Regions from separate parts of the Mus musculus genome. Here all the other regions are linked to region 1. Evidence: chromatin contacts called from ENCODE Hi-C or POLR2A ChIA-PET data. All regions are on one chromosome and are shown on one strand. Each heading gives the region's core, a stretch centred on a gene start or an enhancer-like site at or near the end of the contact. The rest is flanking DNA. Distances are from core to core; before and after follow the strand shown.

Evidence for each region. A loop is a pair of places that touch in the nucleus more often than their neighbours do. ChIA-PET counts read pairs that join two places held with the same protein, here RNA polymerase II (POLR2A).
Region 2: POLR2A ChIA-PET joins it to region 1 with 16 read pairs in embryonic stem cell. The contact joins the promoter of Rad51c here to the promoter of Ppm1e in region 1. POLR2A ChIA-PET finds 5 or more read pairs at or near these places in 5 of 5 experiments (Patski and embryonic stem cell).
Region 3: a map of heart shows a loop between it and region 1 (2.1-fold over the local background). The contact joins the enhancer-like site here to the promoter of Ppm1e in region 1. A Hi-C loop is called at or near these places in 3 of 37 maps with a recorded cell type or tissue (heart and left cerebral cortex).

Annotation. Positions count from the first base shown.
Region 1 is chr11:87,357,276-87,360,318 of GRCm38, forward strand. Ppm1e (protein phosphatase 1E (PP2C domain containing)) reads right to left here and starts at 1,719. Exons shown (of 7, transcript NM_177167.4): 1 at 1,174-1,719. The coding sequence starts at 1,628. Gm33937 (a long non-coding RNA gene) reads left to right here and starts at 254. Exons shown (of 5, transcript XR_003949755.1): 1 at 254-618; 2 at 751-1,595; 3 at 2,570-2,667; 4 at 2,889-2,993.
Region 2 is chr11:87,403,245-87,406,135 of GRCm38, forward strand. Rad51c (RAD51 paralog C) reads right to left here and starts at 1,262. Exons shown (of 9, transcript NM_053269.4): 1 at 1,060-1,262. The coding sequence starts at 1,177. It overlaps Tex14 (testis expressed gene 14), which reads left to right and starts at 1,821. Exons shown (of 31, transcript NM_031386.2): 1 at 1,821-1,926.
Region 3 is chr11:87,297,836-87,300,903 of GRCm38, forward strand. The region is part of intron 1 of Ppm1e (protein phosphatase 1E (PP2C domain containing)); the gene reads right to left. Among named protein-coding and RNA genes, the nearest start is that of Gm22883, 19 kb to the right of the region's middle. Within about 2 kb of position 1,421, at least 1 of the 3 ENCODE cell types and tissues checked has a DNase peak (open chromatin) inside an H3K27ac peak, as active enhancers do; it is left cerebral cortex, where a contact is called at or near this core.

The DNA.
Region 1 (3,043 bases), core at 469-2,968:
CAATTCCCCTGGTAATTGAACAGTATTTTAAAATTAATTACTGGATGGTTTATAAAGTGTGGCATCCGCACAGTCCAATTCTACAGATCTGCTCAGTGGCTTTTCCCTTTGACAGGCTGCTGCTTTTAACAGGAGAATGGTTTGATCAGTTGTCTATGAGGTCTGATGAAGACAAAATAGCTTTCTTTTCTAGCCCCCTCCAGGCTTTGGAGAAATCCAGGAAGTGGGTTTGAACTTAGCCGCAGTGAATCTTGCGATAGTAAACTTTTGGGGTGGTCAGAGTAACACCTTTCATTACAACTATTAGCTGAATGGCAAAAGACTCTCGGGTTTCCCAGTGTTTGCAGAGGCATTATTTCAGAACAATTCCATTTGGAAAGAAACGCGATTGTAAACCGTTTCTATTTCAAGCCCATAAAAAGCAGAACTCGGATGAAAGGCAAAGCCTTGACCTTTCTATTTTAGACTTGCATCTGGGTAGCTAAGCCATCTGCTTTTCTCCCACCTCCCACCCCATCTACTTAATGGACTGAAAATACTGCACTTAATTGCAATTTTATCCAACCAGGCTGACTTTTCTGACTTACGACCTCGTCTTTTCACCTAACGGCTTGCTCGGTAGGGTTTTACTTACCCTTCCTTCCCAATTCCTCCCTACCGCTCTCAATTATATGCTGTCAAATGTCTGCAAAGTATGATACTAGGCTCTCACGTAAGAAAGCCATCTATAGAGCCTTTTCATTTCAACAGTGAGCGCCTGACGGAAAATCTAGGGGTCTGGGCTCCTCTGGGCACCGACGGTATTAGCTTTGTTGCGGTTATGTAGAAAGGCACCTCTTACTGCCTGTAAAGGAGTCGCGCGTCCCCACCGCCCAACAAGGAACGCAGCCCGGGAAAGGACAGACAGACGAAGGTGGGAGGAAACCCCGGGAAGAAAGGCGCAGGGAAGAATGGGGAGCCCAAGACGGGAGGGAAGACCTTGGCAGGAAGGTTCTGGAGGAAGGTGTGCGAAGTGGCCGAGAAGCTGGCCGAGAGGGCCAGCGAAGAGGGGCCGGGGGCAGGCGGGGGGGACCCCGCCCGGGTGCCCCGCGGGGACATGGGTAGCGGGGACGGGAACCCAGGCCGGCACCCCGGGGATGGCGGCCCACCCGCGGCCGAGCCCCGCTACTTAACTATTTGTAGAGCTGCTGCAGGCACAGGTCCAGGCTCTCGCCCTCCACCTCCTCTCGGGTGATGCGCTCCGACAGCGGCCGTGGGAGCGGGGGCAGCGGTGGCAGCTGGGGCTGCGGCGGTGGCGGCACGGCCGAGTGCCCCGGGGCAGCCGCTTCCTCCTCTTCCTCCTCCTCGCCCTCCGTCGCCGTCTCCTCCTCCACCGCCTCGTCTTCGGGCTCGGGGTCTTGGTCCTGCTCCCCCTCCTCGGTCGCCTCTACCGTCGCAGCGTCCTCCCCCGGTTCCTCCCCCGAAGCCTCGGCCGCCTCAGCCGCGACTAGCTCGGCTTCGGGCTCGGGCTCGGGCTCGGATTCGGGTTCGGGCTCTGGCTCGCCGCCACCGCACGGTCCGCGGAACTCGCCCAGGAACAGCTCCAGGAAGCGCCGGTAAGTTTTCTCCTCAGGGATGCAGCCCGCCATCGTTGCTCATGCCCCGAGGTCCACCGGGAAGGGGGTGGGAGGTGAGCCCAGGAGGAGGAGGGGGCTGCTTCGGAGCCTCGCCTCCCGCTACGGAGGGGGAACGGCCGCACGGGCACCGGCGATCAGCACTGGGTTGCCTGGAGAGGGCTCCCGCAGGCGTGCGCGCCACCGAGCTCGGACGTGCGCGGCCCGGGGGCGGGGGCGGAGCGCGCCACCCCGCTCCGGTCTGGAGGGAAAGTTGGTGGCGGGCGCGCGCACAGGGTCCAGCGGCGGCCCACCCGCAATCCCTACCGAGAGCTCAGCCCACGCTGCCTAGAGACTGTCGCCATGGCAACCGGTTCTAATTAAGAATTCCAAGGTCCCTCCCGTCGAGTCTGTGGAGTGGTAAGGACGCTGGACTCCTGCACTCCAACTTCGAATGGTCTTTGTGGGGTGAAGACCCTAGTTTCATGATAAGCACTGAGACATCTCTGTTGGTTCCACCAGGAGTGTACTGACTTCAGTTTCCTTATCTGCTTGCCTTGCCGTAGTATATCTCTTGATCCGATGGCACGCAGTAAACACCTTTTACTAATGATATGTGTTGAAAAAGTAAAGGTCCAGGCACGAGCACCCAAAAAGGGTAGTTTCCTTTGTCTAGGTTCTTTCGTTTGATTCTATGTATCCTCCTTTCTCAAAAAGATGAACGTGAGAAATTAAACAGTAATTCGCTTGCTTAAAAGTCAAGACTTTCTAGCTGTGGCATTGGTGTTAGAGCCCCTTTCAAAGTCTCCAAAGCCTTTAGAATCTTTCCCCTTAACTCTGCTCTATGAAAATCTAGCTGTGCCTCGTATCTACACAATGTCTTATTTATATAGGGCTTTGCAGTTTACACGTGTTCGTCTCTAATCCTCACAGCCTTTTAAGGCAAAGGTTATTACCGTTAGGATTCTGTTTTACAGATGAGGAAACAAGCCTTCAAAACAGTGACTTTGCTCAAGGTCAAAAGCAAGCGATGCAACAAGAATTCAATCCGAGATTGAAGTGGTAGATTTCACTTGTAAGTTTTCCATCACCCAAAAACCCCTGCTTAGTTTCTGTATAATGCATGTCATTATATTATATTATCCTACCATATAATCCGTATTTTGTCTATATTTTGTTTGTTCTTCCCCACCACCTCCTGTGTCTCTTCTTACTCCCTCCCCCAAGCTAGAACTGAAATGACTTTAAATTATTCTAATTTTCTTACCAAACTATAAACAAACCTATTATTTTCAGGCTTCATGGTGATGATGTTGGTGGTGGGTGCTTTGAAGATGCTGTGCTGTACAGCTGTATGGATGATAGCATCATTGCTGCATACTACCACGTCCACGGCAGCATGTAATTCAGCACAAACATAGTGATTTTTCCCCTCTGCTTTGAAAAAACAT
Region 2 (2,891 bases), core at 12-2,511, 46 kb after region 1:
CTTGAAACAAACAAAAGTCTAACACAGAAATGAATTATCCAATTATTTAGTTATTTAGCAGTTGGGGAATCAAAACCAGGGCCTTGGGCATACATAGCTAGTTAGTGCTCTACCCATTCTGCTACTACTCTGTTAGCATCATCGCTGGGATGTAAAATTAGACTAGGGGTATAGCTCTGTGGTAGTGTTTAACATTGGCAAAGCCATGAGTTCAATACACAACACTTAAACAAAAATCAAACCAGATTCCATTCTGTCCTCTTTGATCACCATCAAAGAGATGTGCATAGTATTACTGGCACAGTGGGTGACTACAACGAAGTTTGGATTTGTGAACATTAAGGATGCAGTGGTCCCCACTTTGGTTTTTTTGTTTTGTTTTTTGAGACTGGGTTTCTCTGTGTAGCCCTGGCTGTCCTAGAACTCACTCTGTAGACCAGGCTAGCCTCGAACTCAGAAATTCACCTGCCTCTGCCTCCCAAGTGCTGGGATTAAAGGCGTGCGCCACCACTGCCCGGTTGTGATTCCCACTTATCTGTAACCTAAAGAACTCTGAGAAAAGTCGGGGGCCAGGGCGGGGGGGGGGGGGAGGCAGTATTCCTGTGAATCACGAACGTCTTTCTAGAGCTTTCTCCTGGTCTAAGGGAATGTTCTATTGCTTTTCTCACTGAAATATCTCTAGTCCTTCTCTAATCCTTTATTTTTCAACTTCAATTCCCCCCCCCCGCCCCCCAGGATCTTTGACCAAGGAGAATTACATGGCTTGTGATTGTTTCCCAACCCAGTTTATCATGAAACCTCAAGATGAGAAGTCGGTTCTTTCATCTACAGATTGGACACCCTGGTCCAAGAGGAGCCTTCCTTAAACCATTAAGTGAGGCACTCCTCAAAGCATCCAGCGAGCACGGAGAAAGCAATCAGTAAACGTTGCTCCACACAGTTCCAAGCTCAAGAGAATTTCAGCGGTGTCAAAAGATCGGCTTGGCGGAGGCGGCGGAACGAAGACGGAGGCGGCGCCAAGCGGCCGCGGTGCATCAGCTGGCAGCTGGGAGTCGTTACCTTTGCTGAGCTCGGAGGGCTTCACCTCTAGGACGTCCTCCGCCGTCTGAAACCCCGCAGCCACCAGCTTCCCGCGCACCGCTGGAGACAGCGGATAACCCACCAACTCCCGCTGCATTTTTTTTTTTTTTTTTTTTTTTTTTGAGAGCTCGGCGGCTACGCACGCAGTGACGTAGAGCAAGAGGCGCGAAAGCGCTGGAAACCCAAACCCCGCCCTCCCGCGGGGGAGGGTCAGTGGCGTGACGTCACACGCGCGGCGTAAGGGGCGGGGCTCGCGCGGCCTAGACTCACGAGGCCTTGCTGCTGCTGAGGAAATCCCACACACTGGTTTCATGTAAGGTTGTCTTCTAGTTTCACTCGTCCGAGTCACGTTTCGGATATAGCCTGACAGTGAACACAAAAACAAAAAAAGAGGCCGGAGACGCGGAGACGGTAGCCAGGCCAAGTGAACCCTGTACAGCATATTTCCTCACCATGCTCTGCCCTCTTTCACGGGTTCCTCAAGAATCCATCCTCCTGGATGGAAGTTGTAGTAGACGCAGCAACCAGAAACTGACCAGTTGGCAGTTTCCTGCTGTGAAAAATTCAAAAAACCCTTGTAGGAGGTCTGTTGTGTGTCCCCTGACCCTTGCCAGGCGACCCCTTGCTTTTCCCGCCCTCGCGGGGGATTGTGGGCCAGCCTCCCACTTTGGGGGGCTGCGGTAGGGAGTGGTTGGCGCCCACGCGCGCGTCCACGCACTCGCCCGCTCACGCACGCACGCACAGCTTCCGGTGGGTGACCCCGGGACTCCGGAGCTCCCTCAGAGTGTGGCGGTTTCTGAGCATTCATGTCGGCAGGCCTGCCTAGAGTAAGAAGTAGCTGGAAAAGTAAGCTATCGTGTCCTTGTCGTCTCGTGGTCTAGCCTGGGCCTCTGGTGTCCCGAGGGAGGAGCTGGACCTCTTTAGTAGAGTTGACCGGGGATGTTGACGGAGCGGGAGTGACTGCTTCCACATCAGAACTTTTGGGGAGATTGGCAGTTTGGAAGGTGGCTTTAAAGGCCCAAGAAATACGGAAGATGATATAAAAAAAAAGTGTGTCGTGCCGGGCAGTGGTGGCAGCACGCCTTTAATCCCAGCAGTCGGGAGGCAGAGGCAGGCGGATTTCTGAGTTCGAGGACAGCATGGTCTACAGAGTGAGTTTCAGGACAGCCAGAGCTACAAAACAAAACCAAAAAAAGTGTGTCATACCTACCTCACATTTCAAAAAAAAAAAAAAATCTAGCATTTTTTTTGAAGACAGCATCTAAACTTTCTAAATTATGGGATATAGGAATACGCGACTCTCCCTGCTTTTGCACTACTTATTGACAACAACTTCTTCTTTCTTTTTTTCTTTTCTTTTTGGTTTTTCGATACAGGGTTTCTCTATGTAGCCCTGGCTGTCCTGAAACTCACTCTGTAGATCAGGCTGGCCTCGAACTCAGAAATCTGCCTGCCTCTGCCTCTTGAGTGCTGGGATCAAAGGTGTGCGACACCACACCGGGTTCTTTTCTTTTCTTTTTTTAACTTGTGGGTTTTCAAGACAACCTCTTTGTGTAGGTTTCTTTCGTGGCTCTCCCAAAACTGACTCTGTAGAGCAGGCTCTCCTCGAAGTCACAGAGATTCATCTGCCTCTGCCTCCTGAGTACTGGGATTAGAAAGGCCAGCGACCTCCCCACCCCCACCCCCTACCCCCAAAAAAAGCCGGGCAGTGGTGGTGCACGCCTTTAATCCCAGCCCTTGGGAGGCAGAGGCAGGTGGATTTCTGAGTTTGAGGTCAGCCAGGGCTACACAGAGAAACCCCGTCTGGAACC
Region 3 (3,068 bases), core at 171-2,670, 60 kb before region 1:
ACTGGGTTGCTTGTTAATAACATCTACCTCTCAAGTTCAGAATGAGCCAATTTAGTATATAGGTTAGTCCTATACTTCATACCTAGCTTTCTGTTTATTACTAGTTAAATAGAAAGCAACTCTGCCACATTTAGAAAGAACCATTTTTCTGGGCAGCGGTGGTGCACGCCTTTAATCCCAGCACTTGAGAGGCAGAGGCAGGTGGATTTCTGAGTTCGAGGCCAGCCTGGTCTACAAAGTGAGTTCCAGGACAGCCAAGGCTACACAGAGAAACCCTGTCTCGAGAAACAAACAAACAAACAAACAAACAAAAAATCCTGTTATTTATGTAGAAAACACCTTTCAACCTATGCCCTAGATCACTTTTAAAATGGGGACAACACCAATTATTCCAATTTTAAAAATCACTTTATGAAACCTGGAGTGGTAACACCTAGGAGTGTTACCTATGTTACCATGGATCACCTAGGAGTCAAGGGCTAGGATCACCACAAGTTCAAGGTCAGCTCAACCTCTGTAACAAGCTCCAGTTCCCTCAGAGTTCCAGAGCAAGACTAACACAAAAGCAAACAAACAAATAAAGAACTACATAAAGCTAGCACATATTATACGAGCACACAGATCAGCATATGACTCTGAGTTTGTGCACATATTTAGCACATATTATACGAGCACACAGATCAGCGTATGACTCTGAGTTTGTGTAAACAAAGAACTTCTGGAAGACTGAACTTTTTCTTTAATTTCAACAAGATAAAGTCTGAGAAAACAATCCAGGACTCAGGTTTATTTTTGTGAGCCTTTCCAAATATAACAATATTTCAAAGGACGACGATACGTTATACTCTGTGTTGCATGGAGCCTAGCTGGAATCCTGCTTTCAATTCCAGGATCATTATCTGTGAACAGTTAGTTCAGAGGTTAATGCTCAGGAGACTGGAAAACTCTGAGACAGTATCCTGTGAGGAATAAGCAGAGAGCTACCCCTGGTGCCTCCCTCCTTTCCACTCTCTCCAGAGTGCCCCTCCCCAAACCATGCCTCTGACCTCCGTGTGGCCTTAACCTATGGCTCCATTTTCTTCCTTGGGGCAGTTGCTAAAATGTGTAGTCTATGAGACCTAAGGTTTTCCTTTTATACTCTCACTGTCCTTGAGCTTAAAACAAAAACAGAGGACCAGGGTCATGCTCAGAGAAGGCAGCCACGTTCTGATTGCTGTCTTCAAACCTACAGAAGGTTTCAGGCAAAGCAGCAGACGCACCATACTTAGAGCAGTTCTTCGATGAAGAATTGGGAGCCATTGTCCTACAGAGGCAAAGATGGGTAAGGCAACACCAAGAAATAGTTCAAAGAAGATGTGGACGGGCTGTCTTAGAAGATGGTGAGTTGCCCACTGACTTGGAGAATAAAAGCAGTGGGAGAGTGTTGACATTTCAGGACTGCTAGCTAAAAATAGCAGACACGCACATTCATTTATCTCAGCAATGTTCTGAGACGTGAAATTAAAATAACAGAGAAACACAGAAGACAGTGCATTTAAAGAGAAAGAAAGGGAAGTGGTGAAGGACTTGTGCCTTTCCTTAGAGCAAGGAGCTTAATCCAGGACAGGAATGGGACACTGAGGCTGCTGCTTGGTGTCAGAGAACTACAAAGTCTAAGGAGCTGGAAACTGGTTCTCTGGGGCAGCCGGAGTGATGAAGCATGCTAGAGCCATGGACATTAAGCCCACAAAGGAAACACCCAAGACACCAACCTCCTCACCATACCACATAACTGTTCTTTCCTCATACAAGAGGGGAAAAAGGTTTACTTTCTATAATTGAGCCAGACATCTCTGCATACGAGGACAAAAAGTGTAGCTGGGGCTAAAGACAGGGCTGGACGGTTAGGATTCTTGATCCTCAATCCTGCACTGGATGGTTAGGATTCTTGATCCTCAGTCCTGCAGACTAGAGTTCAGGTCCCTGCACCCACATAAGGCAGCTTCTGTGCCCTGAAACTCCAGCTCCAAGGGATCCCACATCCTTTTCTGGCCTCCACAAGCACCTACACATGCATGTGTGCAGACAGACAGACAAACAGACAGACATGCACCCACATAAACAAAACAAATCTTTTTTAAAGTATAGTAACATATAAAGGTAAAATGTTTTAATAAAAATAAGGATACTATGTAAAAGGTTATATACAAATAGCTGTCTTCCCTGAATAGACACCTAAAATATTGTGCAGAGTCTAAGAAGCTTTAAGAAACCAAACACACATTCTTTCTTCCATTCTTTCTGTTGGCCCTCAGAATGGAAACAGGCAACCTTGGGAGGTAGGAGGTGGGGGTGGGTGGGGAACCCACTAGAATATACCAGAGACCTGGGAGGACTTTCAGGACTCAAAGGGAGGGATCTTAGATAAAATGCCCTACATTGGGGAGAGGGCTCTACCCTTCTCTAGCAGAAAGACAAGGCATCAAGTGAGGGATGGGGTTGCCATACCACAGTCAAAAACTCTGACCCATAATTGTTTCTGTCTGAAAGAACTGTAGGGACAAAGATGGAGAAGAGCTGAAGGAAAAGGAGGTCTAGTGACAGGCCAAATTGGGATCCAGCTCAAACCAAGGTCCCAAGGCCTGATGCTATTACTGAGGCTATGGTGTGCTCACAAAAAGGGGTCTATCGTGACTGCCCTCTGAAAGACTCAACAAGCAGCTGAGAGAATCAGATGCAGATATTTACACTCAACCAGTGAACAGAAGCTGCTGACCCCTGTAGTTGAATTAGGAAAAAGCTGGAAGAAGCTGAGGAGGAGGGCCGCAACCCTGTAGGAGGACCAGCAGTCTCAACTAACCTGGACCTTTGAGATCTCTCAGACACTGATCCACCAACCAGGCAGCATATACCAGCTGATATGAGGCCCCCCACACAAATACAGCAGAGGACTGCCAGGCTTGGACTCAGTCAGAGAGGATGTACCTAACCCTCAGGAGACTGGAAGCTCCGGGAGTGGGGAGGTCTGGTGGGGGTGGGTGTTTGGGGGTTAGGGACATCCTCATGGAGATGGGAGGAGGAGGTATGGG